Regions from separate parts of the Homo sapiens genome. Here region 1 is linked to region 2. The links are chromatin loops, found by intact Hi-C in ENCODE. Cell type or tissue: HCT116. All regions are shown on one strand. Links, peaks and the distances in the headings refer to the core of each region. The heading gives the core; the rest is flanking DNA.

The links. Hi-C counts contacts between places; a loop is a spot of excess contacts. Peaks named below come from ENCODE experiments on the same cell type or tissue, not always from the same donor. Only the 100,000 strongest peaks of a DNase experiment are listed, where the experiment ranks them.
Region 1: a loop joins it to region 2, with 10 times the contacts of the local background. A loop is called at or near these places in 4 of 110 quality-filtered maps.

What each region holds. Positions count from the first base shown.
Region 1 is chr2:129,761,354-129,767,151 of GRCh38, reverse strand. No RefSeq gene overlaps it. Among named protein-coding and RNA genes, the nearest start is that of LINC02572, 110 kb to the left of the region's middle. In HCT116, for the core only: a CTCF peak has its summit at 2,656 (motif pointing left); a DNase peak (open chromatin) is centred at 2,641; H3K27me3 peaks cover 8 bases.
Region 2 is chr2:129,921,005-129,926,802 of GRCh38, reverse strand. LINC01856 (long intergenic non-protein coding RNA 1856) reads right to left here and starts at 3,626. Exons shown (of 4, transcript NR_110285.1): 1 at 3,522-3,626. It also overlaps the pseudogene PLAC9P1. RefSeq lists enhancers at 2,690-3,503, 3,504-4,319. In HCT116, for the core only: a CTCF peak has its summit at 2,796 (motif pointing right); a DNase peak (open chromatin) is centred at 2,792; H3K27me3 peaks cover 316 bases.

The sequences.
Region 1 (5,798 bases), core at 672-4,671, 160 kb after region 2:
GGTAGGTTCAATGTCTGGTGAGGGCTACTCTCTGCTCCAAGGTGGCTCCTTGAATGCTGTGTGCTCCAGAGGGGAGGGTGGTTTTCTTGTGCTTCCTTGCATCAGCTCTCCTTTCCTGTAGATCCCCTTAGCTTTATTTTTAAATCTTTCTGGCACTTTTAAACAAAGTTTCATCATATTTTCTTCTCCAAGAGTGTTTTCGTGTCTCCTATTTTCCTGATCACCACTCCGTCCTTCCCTCAAAGGTGACCTCATCCTCGTTGCTTCATCTCATCCTGTCACCCACATCATTTCTATCCATTTCCCCACTGGTGGGCATCTGGGAGCAATTGTGTGGCAGACATTCTCATGCATGCCGCTGAGGACAGTGTGGATGGGGCGACAGTCCCCAGTGCGAGGAGTGGTGATGCCTGGGAGTGTGTCATAGTGCACACAGCACGCAGCTGCTCTTGGTGACGAGCGTTACTTCACTGTGGCCACAGCATGGGGTGAGCTCTCTCCCGGGAGGCTGCCATCTCACTGGGACACACGCTCCTCCGCTGAATGCTTTTCAGTGGCTTCTTGTCGCTCTCAGGATGAGAGCAGCACATGGAGCCCCTCACGGACTCACACTGCCTCGCTCTCACACACCATCCAGCTGTGGTGAATGACTTGCTGTCACCCCAAGTCACGGGGTTCCCTGAAGCCCATGTGAGTTCAGAGTGCATGGGGGGCAGGCAGTGTGGCCATTCAGATGATGCCTCTGAGGTCAGGCCCCTTAATGTCCTCACTTCCCCCTACTCCCCGGGACTCTCAGTTTAAGCTGCTGCCTGCACGTCCTGCTCCTGGAGGCTGCACAGGCAGGTGGGCTGAGTGGGGCTGGTGAGGCATCCTGGGCAGCTGTCCACACACCAGGGCTGGGCCCAGGACCCAGGGTGGCTCAGTGCGGACTGGGTGGGGTGTCACTGGGTCCTGCTTTGGAGCTGCAGGGTTTCTCTGGGTTGTTAGAGTGAGTGATTGAAGAGGCGCCATCCTCCCCTCCAGTCTGACTCAGGAAGAAATCATGCCCCGCTGCCGGGCTCCGTGGCTCTCCAGATCTTCCTGCAAACACTCCCAGCCACATAGGTTAACCCGTGCTTGTTTTGGGATTGGCGGCACTGTGTCAGGCTGGGAAGCTGCATGGCAGTGTCGGGAGGAGGAGGTGATGGCCAGCTCTGTCCCAGAAGGAAAGGAGGCAGTGGGGCATCAGGGGAGAGACTTGTAGAACTCTGGGGTGGGTGAAGGGGGGCACCCCAAGCAGGCTGCCCTCACTTTTTCTCGATAGCAAGCACACAGCCCACCCCCGAGGAGAAAAGCCCAGAGCACGCCTGCCCTCCTGGGAACACGGCCACTGACATCGTTTCCTGGGGCTGCTGCAACAAACCGCCACACACCAGTGGCTTCAAACAACAGAGATTTATTCTCTCAAAGCTCTGGACGTTGAGGTCTGAAATCAGTCATCACTAGACCCAAATCAAGGTGTCGGCAGGACCGCTGCCCTCCGGAGCTCTGGGGAGAAGTCCTTCTTGCTAGTTCTGGCTTCTGGTAACTGCTGTAGTCCCTTGGCTGTGGCCCTGTGTCCCTTGAGTCTTCGCCTCCCTCCCTAAGGGGCTTGGGATTGCACTACACCCACCAGGAAAGCCCAGGGTGATGCCCCTGTCCCCAAAGAGCCTTACTGCCCTGTAGGGTGTATGGGTCAGGGTGTATTGGTCCAGGGAAATAGAATAGAATACATATGTTCATACAGATGGACACACAGAGAGAGGGAGAGGCAGGGAGGGGGGGATCAGGAGAGAGGGGTTCCTCTTAAGGAACTGGAACCTCAGGGCTTCTCTGATGCACACTTCGGGCACTGAAAGTGCCCCCGTGTGCTTGACCTCAGCACCTTGGTGCCCACCACAGGGCCTGGCATGACCAGCACTGGGCACCATCTGGGTGGAAAGAGATGGAATGGTGAGTGGGTGGGCACATGGGGCTGCCCAGAGAGCACCCTCAGACCTCCTCGAAGTGTGTGCTTCCACAGGGTGGAGTGGGTCAGCCATGGTGTCCATTATGGAGGCTGGCAAGTCTGAAACCATGCAAGGAGGGTGGGCGGCTGGAGACCCAGAGAAGCATCCCAGCTGGAGTGGGAAGGCCATCTGCTGGCAGAGTTCTGCTTTCCTCAGGAGGCGGGAGTTGACTCTTAGTCTTTGCTCTGAAAGCCTTCAACTGGTTGGATGAGGCCCACCTACACTATGGAGGGTGGTCTGCTTCGCTCAAAGTCTACTGATTTAAACATTAGTCTTATCTAAGAAGCACCTCTGAAGAAAGATCTAGATTTGTGTGTGACCAGGCAACTGGGCACAATAGCTTAGCCATCATATAGGATGACATGAGTTGCAGGGATCAGGACGGGGACATTTATCGGGGCACTGCTCAACTATCCCCTAGCCCCAGAACCTTTGCGGGCCGGTGCTGTGCTCGTCCAGCCAATGTCCCCCCCTCACCTAGATGGTCAGGTCCTTCCAAGGATGGACGTGAAGGCGGCTAGCTCCATGTTGTGGTGCAGGAGCACTGGCTGAGCCAGACGGCCTGGTCTTGGTCCCAGCTCTGCCACCCACTGGTGGTATGGCCTTGGGCAAGTCACCTGATCCCTCTCGGCCTCAGTTTGCTCATCTGAAAAGCAGGGACTGTTGCCATGGTAGTCCTTGCGAGGATTAAATGAATAGAGGCAGAGTTCCCTCTTGCCCTGTGCCCTCCCAGCATGACAGCAAAGCCTCCTGTGGCCCTGGTAATGTCTATGGATTGACAGTCACCTGCCTGGCCGGCCTGCCATTTCATTCTGGTGCAGTTGCGCTGACCCGGGGATTTTTATTATTTCCATTTTACTTAGTCGGAGAAGCAGTAAATTTATTTTAAGGTAATGATCTTGCTTTTTCCTCTTGTTCCCATAAATTATGACTCAACAGGTCTTGCACAAACAGTTTGGTTTGATATCTCCCATTAATCTTTGCTATATTTTGTAAGCGAACTTCAGTGCAGTGAACTGGGTTTTAATTAAATCTTGAAATTTCCAGTATTTCACAGCTCACTGTGGCATTGGACTATAAAGGGAGGAGGCCATATAATTTCATAGGCAGCAGCTCCCTTTACTACAAATATGCAAAGTAGAGCTTGCTTCCTTCAGAATTCTTGCTCTAGACCATTTTATTTTCCTGGCAACACCTGCTAGATGTCCTTCTTTCTGAAATAAGCAGGGTGTTTGGGGACTCCAGGGGGAGGGGACAGAAATGCAAAACATGTCGTCAAGGAAAAGGCTGTCATCTCTACAGAGCCCCGTCCAGGGAGCCCTGACACCTTGGCCGAACCCACTCCACCTGTGGAAGCACACACTTAGAGGAGGTCTGAGGGTGCTCTCTGGGCAGCCCCATGTGCCCACCCACCCCTCACTCCATCTCCTTCCACCCAGATGGTGCCCAGTGCTGGTCATGCCAGGCCCTGTGGTGGGCACGGAGGTGCTGAGGTCAAGCACACAGGGGCACTTTCCATGCCTGGAGGGTGCGTTGGAGAAGCCCTGAGGTTCCAGGCTCTCAGGGCGCCATTTGGCATCCAGAGGGTGGCATGGAGTGTGCGTTGCTCATCTAAGTCATGATTCTACTGTTCTGTGGCAGACAAATTCCACAAATGCTTCATCTCATGGGACACTCTCCCCATTGCCCAGGCCACGTGGTTCATGCAAACCTGTGGTCAGGGCTCTGCTGGGCACAGTCCATCCTGCCACAGCCCAATGCGGGCCCACCCAGCCTGGCTGCTCCCTAGTGGGCTGAGCACTGAGCCACGTAACCTGCAAGGGCTTGGGGGCTTGGTGACCTTCAGAGGAGCACTGTCAGCTGCTGCTGTCCTTCCATGGGGATGCTCGCTGGGTTCACACAGGCAGGCACTAGTGTGTCATGCTGCTGAGCTCTTCCTGGTCCCAGGTAACATTTCCCCTTCTCTTTCCCCCACGCCTCTGCTCCCTGTGGGATGGTGTTAGGTGGGCGTCAGGAGGACGGCAACTTACGGCCTAAACTGTTCACATCAGTCAGGGCAGTAAGAGGGCCGGTAAAGTGCACTTGTTACATGGAGAGGCTTTGGGCCAGACAGCCTGGTTTTGACACCTCCTTGCTGTGAGACCCTGGGCCACAGGCTTGACTTCTCTGAGCCTCTTGGCATTTTTTTTTTTTAATCCCTCTCTGGCAGAGGAGGGGATGCTCATCAGATATTCTGTCTGCTCCCCACACTTCCTAGTCTTTTTGGGGGTCAGGCTGGGACAGGTGACTTGTTCTGGCTAATGAGCTGTGAGAATAAGTGCTGTGTATCACCTCTGAGCAAAAGCCTCCAGGAGCCAGTGCCCACCCTCCAGGGAACTGTGCGTTCTGGTTGATTCAGCTCCAGCCAGTGGTGCCTCCTCCACCTGAAGCCCTGAGGGAGATTAGACTTTGTGCAGTAAAGCCACTGGGATTGGGAGCATTGTCACCCTGGTGTGACAAGCCTGTCCTGGCCATGCTATCTTCTGCCACCACACTGTGTGTGAGGCCCACGGAAGGCCCACAGCAAATGCTGTCTGTTAAATGAATATACACGGCCTTACCTTGTTCAGGTAGCAGCAGACTAAGAGGACCTGGAATTAGTGGATTTCCCAAGGTGCCTCTTATCTGACCTCTGACATGTTCTAGAACATTCTACACATTAAAAGCCACAGAGCCCAAGGGGTTCAACAACTTTCCCAGGTCATGCTCTGGAGAAGCACCTTATGTGTTGTCAATGGCACTTCTCTTTCATCATTTAGCTGTTCCAGAAAGCATGCTAAGCACCTACTCTGCACTGTACACTGTGCTTGGGACTTGGCTGCAGTAAGCCTAGCTCCTGCTCTCAGCAAGCTGCCAGCAGTGGGCAGGAGCTGGGCAGCAGGGCCTGGTGATGGCAGTGCTGGGGTGTCTGAGACCAGCCCTGCAACCCTGCTCCATAGTGCCTGCACGGCTTTCCTGGTGCAGGTGCAGTTTTGCATCAAACATTTATTAAGCAGCTACTGTGTGCTAGCACTGTGCTAGGCTCCAGGGACCCATATTGCTGTGAGCTTAGTCCTGCCCACTAGAAGTGCTCAGTCAGGAAACAGGAATGTATAACAGCATTTCCGACTGGCTGTGGTGGGCCCCTCCTTCTGCCTTGTGATTCCACCTAGCTCCACAGGTGCCCAGTGATGGAGCCAGAGATATCACTGCATGGCCCCATCTCCCCTACAGGTGAGTGTCAGTGCTGGGCCCGGAGGTGCCCTCCCAGAACAGATGGCACCCAGCCATCAGCGCCTGGTCCCACCGGGGCTGTGACAAGAGGGTGCACGGCTGGCCATCTCGGACAAGTGGGGACAGTCCTGAGGGGTGTTCTGTGCTCCACAGGGCCCTGCTGCTTGGCCACAGCTGTGCAGCCTGATCAGCCCGGCTTCTTCCTTCCCAGGTTCTCCAGGCCTAGTGAACATCTCCTACCCAGGTGACATAGAATCTGCTGCCACTCGGTCCCCGTTGCCGATGATCAGCCCCTATCCCTCAGAGGTCCTCAGATACTCCCTTCGTGTTGTGGGCCACTGCCTGCATTTGGGCACCATCTTCCTGGACCCAGGTGCCTGCAGCAGCTGCTGCACTGTGGGTCCCCTTGCCCCTGGGCTCCTGCAGTTCCACATCTATGATGAGTGAGTCTTTTCTTTTCTTTTCTTTTCTTTTCTTTTCTTTTTTTTTGAGACGGAGTCTCGCTCTGTCGCCCAGGCC
Region 2 (5,798 bases), core at 654-4,653:
CTTCCTGAGTGTCAGTGTTCTCCAAGGTTCCAGCCAACCCTGATGCCCCACAGGCATCTCAGGGTTACCAACTCTGAAATCCGAGCTTGGAATCAGGGATCTCAGACTTCTGTTGTGAAGGTTGATGGTGCCTGGAAGAGCTAACTCAAGGAGAACAGTGCTCAATCAGGAGTTGAGCGGGTTGAATGGCAGATCCTCTGCTTATGAGTAGTGACTCTGGACACATCCTTTCACCCTTCTGTGCATCAGTTTTCCTACATGTAGATTGGGCATAAGAACAGGCTGTTGGAGAGGTTAAGTGATCACCCTACATGGTGCATGGTAAGCACTCATCACATGACAGCTGTTACTAATGGGTTCCCAGTGTCAATGCTGCTACTGAAATACCTCCTCTCATTTTCTTTCTCACTATTCCTACAGCTACTCGGGAGGCTGAGGCAGGAGAATCGCTTGAACCGGGGAGGCAGAGGTTGGAGTGAGCTGAGATTGCACCATCACACTCCAGCCTGGGCAACAGAGCTAGACTCCATCAAAAACAAAACAAAACAAAACAACAACAACAAAAACAAACATCAGAACTGGTTTATGAAAGCCTCTTGGTTAAAGCTCTGTCCCCTTGGCTTCATTTCCAGGACTTCCCTCTCCAGTCTCTCTCCCACCCACCCTGTATCTCCAGCCACTGCAGGCTCCCTGCAGGGTTTGCACAGTGAGCCATGCTCTTTCAGGCCTCTCCATCATTGCAGGTGCCATTCTTCCTGGCTGAAGCCCGCCTTCCCTTCCTCCCTGGGCTTCACCTCCTTGAGGAAGTCCATCTGGGTCTGTAGGTGACTGCCACTGTAGAGATTGGTGGGATTGAGATAACTGACAGTCGCACACTGACCCCCACCTGGGCCATCCTCTTCTTGCTCTTGAGTTTGCTTTGAGGACTGACCTCACTTGAGCCCAGTATTTACAGAAGTCTCTGGCATTGTGGAAAACTAAGGGTCCCACAGTGACAAGACTTGTTTTCCCACAGCTGCAGAACCCTTCATCGCTCCCTGAGGAGACTCAGCTCAGAGCACAGCATGTGACAGACACATGGCTATGCAATGCCATCTAGATGTCATAGAGGAGGTAACAGGGTGCTTTGGAAGGACATGTGGTTTCAGGACCACCTTCTAGGATGATGTTTTTATGGGCAGATGCAAGCTTGCTTTGGAATGTCAGGACATCAGGCCAATCCTGCCCTGGGGCCACCTTGTCCAACATCACCCTCCCATCTAGGCTGCCAGGCTGGCGAGCCCCCAATGGACCCTGCCTCCCCTAAGGCCTTACTTACCCCCACCAGGACATTTCAGCATCATTACTGGATGGGAAGGTGGAAATCCAGTCACTGTTTTGTTATATAGCCACGATTCCTAACTTGTGTGGGGAAAAGTTTACATCTTTATTGTCACAAGCCTTTAACTGAAATTGAGCATTCCCATTCATCATAAATTACAGACAGCAAGCCGTGGTGTTAATAGTACTATAACTTTGTCACCAATAGAAATCCAGATAATTTCATCTTCTTCTAGTTATGAATAGAAGAACATTTATATCATTCATTATGTCAAAATTTCAGTTGTTGTTAGGCCTGATGTTAGATCATGTGAGTTAGTGAGTTAATAAATACATTTTTTTTTTTTTGAGGCAGGGTCTCTGTCTGCCGACAAGGCTGGAGTGCAGTGGTGCAGTCTCGGTTCACTGCAACTTCCACCTCCCAGGCTCAAGCAATCCTTCCACCTCAGCCTCCCAAGTAGCTGGGACTACAGGCACATGTGCCACCATGCCTGGCTAATTTTTGTATTTTTTTGTAGAGGCAAGGTTTTGCTATATTGCCCAGGCTGGTCTCGAACTCCTAAGCTCAAGCCATCCACACACCTCAGCCTCCCAAAGTGCTGGGATTACAGGTATGAGCCACTGTGCCCGGCCAATACATATATCCAAATTTTTAAATTTTGTTTTTGATGGAGTCTTGCTCTGTCACCCAGGCTAAAGTGCATGGTACAATCTCGGCTCACTGCCATCTCCACCTCCCAGGTTCCAGTGATTCTCATGCCTCAACCTCCTGAGTAGCTGGGACTACAGGCATGCACCACCATGCCCCGCTAATTTTTTGTATTTTTGGTAGAGATGGGGTTTCACCATATGGCCAGGCTTGTCTCAAACTCCTGATCTCAAGGGATTTGCCCATTTCGGCCTCCTAAAGTGCTGGGATTACAGACGTGAGCCATCGTGCTGGGCCAAAAAGTTTAATTTTAAATATTTGAATTTTTTTTTTTTTTTTTTTTTTTTTGGCAGAGTCTCTCTCTGTCGCCCAGGCTGGAGTGCAACGGCATGATCTCGGCTCACTGCAACCTCCATCTCCCGGTTCAAGCGATTCTCTTGCTTTGGCCTCCCGAGTAGCTGGGACTACAGATATGCATCACCGTGCCCGTTTTCTTTTTGTATTTTTAGTAGAGACAGTTTTCCCACATTGGCCAGGCTGATCTCGAACTCCTGACCTCTGGTGATCCGTCCACCTCGGCCTCCCAAAGTGTTGGGATTATAGGTGTGAGCCATCACGCCTGGCCTAATACTTGAATAATATTTTAAAGCAATTGGTGCTCTTGGTAATTCTATATGTTTTATTTTTTGCATTTAAGGCATTATTCTGAGAAGAGGTCTGTAGGCTTCACCACACTGCCAATGGGGTCCATGGCATACACAGGGAAAAACCATTAAGAACCCTGAGTAAATTTCAAAATCCCAGACCTGTCATTTGGCAGAGACACCACCAGGGAGCAGAATAACAAAAAGAATGTGAGCTCCAGGCTGCAAAGTCCAAAAGGGAGAAGGTAATCTACACGCGCTTTATCCAAACCTGTGACTGAGTGCCAAAAAGGAAGGAGCCTTAGAGAGCGAGCCCCATAGGATATTGTCATCTGGGGAGATTGAGGCAGGTAGGCGCAGAGCCTGAGTGAGGAAAACCCAGGTCCCGCAGCTCCCAGTCCTTTTCCACTGCACCCCACTGGACCGCCAGCTGCTTCTTAGGACCTGGCTAATGAAGCAGAACGTGGCACCACTCCTGTCCTGGACGTTACCCACCTTCTCACTCTAGATGGTAGAGAAGACCGTGGATCACCTGGGGACACAGGTGAAAGGCCTGCTGGGCCTGCTAGAGGACCTGGCCTGGAACCTGCCCGGGGGACCCTTCAGCCCCGTCCCCGACCTCCTCGGAAAAGGTGAGCAGTGCAGGTGGCAGAGGACAGCCTCTGGGCTGCTGTCATCTGGCGCTGTGCAGGCGAGACGGGGACGGCTGCTACGCCGCACAGGTGTAGCCTGGATAGCAGGGAGGGTCCCAGCGCCCCCTGGGGACGGAATCGGGACCGCATCATCCCTGCTCCCCTCCCCTACCACCCCGCCCCCACACCCGGTCGCTGCCTCCCAGCGTCAAATGAGGTTCTGGAAGAGCCGGCCCTAGATGACATCTCAGCACAACCCCGGCGCAGAGAAGCTACCTGCTTCATTGGCCTTCTCACGACTGGAGCTCCTCAGTTCCTTTCATTTCCCCCTGAGGAGCCACTCCTGTTCCACCCCAAAACCGTCGCAGGGAAGACGGGCACCCCCACTGATCAGGCAGGGATGGGGTTGCACTCTGTTCTCTCCTTGATCCCTGTGTCCCTGGCGCAGGAGGAGTTCCCGGGGGCTGGGGAGGGGAGGGAAGGCACTGCTGAGCACCACGGGGGCGGGTACCCTGCAGCACCCCAGCTTGCTCAGTGGAGGCCGCTGCTTTCTTTCAGATGGCTTCTGAGCCCCGGAGCTGGAGCCCAGCAGCTGGAGGTGGTGCACCTGCCAGGCAGCACCCTCTGATAGCCAGCGCTGTCCTCTCGCCTTCCTTCCTCAGCTTCGTGTGAAATAAAAGCTACTGTTTTTGGTCTCCTCTGTGTCTGCTGACAGAGTAACCCGTTTACAGCCCCCTCTCCCTCCACTTCCATGCCTGGGGGAGGCCGGCCACCCCCTCCAGGCTCAGACCTGGGGACACGCCCACTCCCGCCATCTGTGCTTTAGCATTCCCTTATTTATAGGGGCAGATGGAGCAGGGGTTGATTCACAGAGGTGGGGGCCCTTCGAGTGGCCTTGCGTCTCAAAATGTGGCCATAGGTGAGAAGCAAGGGGAGCACGGTCTCAGGACCCACCCGGACTCCTTAATCCAAATCTGCATTGCAATCAGACCCCCAGGGAATTTATGTGTCCATTAAAGAGGTTTGTTGTTGTTTTAAAAAAAATTTCCTATGAAGTGGAATTCAATGTAAAATTCATCATTCTAACCATTTTAAATTGTGTAAGGCTGGGGGCAGTGGCTTACGCCTATAATCCTAGCATTTTGGGAGGCCAAGGTAGGAGGATCACTTGAGCCCAGGAGTTTGAGACCAGCCTGGACAACATGGTGAAACCCCATCCCTACAAAAAATACAAAAATTAGCCTGGCATGGTGGCATGGTGGTGCATGCCTGTAATCCCAGCTACTCAGGAGGCTGGGGTAGGAGGATCACCTGAGCCCTGGAGACCAAGGCTGCGGTGAGCCATGATTGTGCCACTGCACTCCAGCCTGGGTGACAGAGTGAGACCTTGTCTCAAAAAAATAATGATAATAAAATAAATAAATTGTACAAATGCAGTGGCGTCCAGTACATTCAGAAGTTGTGCAGTCATCACCGCCAGTTCCAGAACATTGTTCTCACTCTAGAAAGAAACTCTGTATCTATCAAGCAGTCACATCCCATTCCTGCTGCCCCCCACCCCCCCTGGAAACCACTGATCTCTGTCTCCATGAACTTGCCTCCTCTGGACATTTTAAATACAGTAGTCCTGCTTTATCTGTGGTTTCACCTTCCATGGTTTCAGTTACCTGAAGTCAACCACAGTCCTAAAAGATTAAACTCCAGAAATAAACAATATATGAGTTTTCAATTGCACATCATTCTAAGTGGCGTGATGAAATCCCTCGCCATCCCACTTTGTCCCACCCGGGACATGAACGCTCCCTTTGTCCAGCATGGTCCACGCTGTCTACACTTCCAGCCTGTTAGTCACTTAGGAGCCTTCTCCGTTACCAGGTTAACGGCCACAGTATCACAGTGCTTGTGTTCCAGCAACACTTCATTCACTTAATCAAGACCCAAAGTTCAAGAGCAGTGTTGCTGGCATACGTGGTTGTTTTTCACGTAACTCTCCCTTCACAGAAGCTGGCATATTGTTCTAGTTTTTCTATTTTATTCTTAGCTATTGTTACTAATCTCTTATGGTGACTAATTTATAAATTAAACTTCATAGGTATGCATGCATAGGAAAAAACATAGTATCATAGAAGTAGATACTATTGTAGTTTCAGGCATCCACTAGTGGTGTTGAAATCTATCTCCTGAAGGTAAGGAGGTACCACAGTAAATAGAATCATACAATATGTAGCCTAGCTGTATCTGGCTTTTTCCTCAGAGCATAATGTTTTCAAGGGCCATCTGTATTCTAGCATGTATCAGTACTTCATTCCTTCTTATGGATGAATAATGTTTCATAGTATGAATATACCACATTCTATTTTTTTTTTTAGACAGAATCTCACTCTGTCACCCATGCTGGAGTGCAGTGGCATGATCTTGGCTCATTGCAACCTCTGCCTCCTGGGTTCAGGCGATTATCCTGCCTCAGCCTCCCGAGTAGCTAGAATTATAGGTGCGCACCACCACGCCTGGCTAAATGTTGTATTTTTGGTAGAGACAGGGTTTCACCATGTT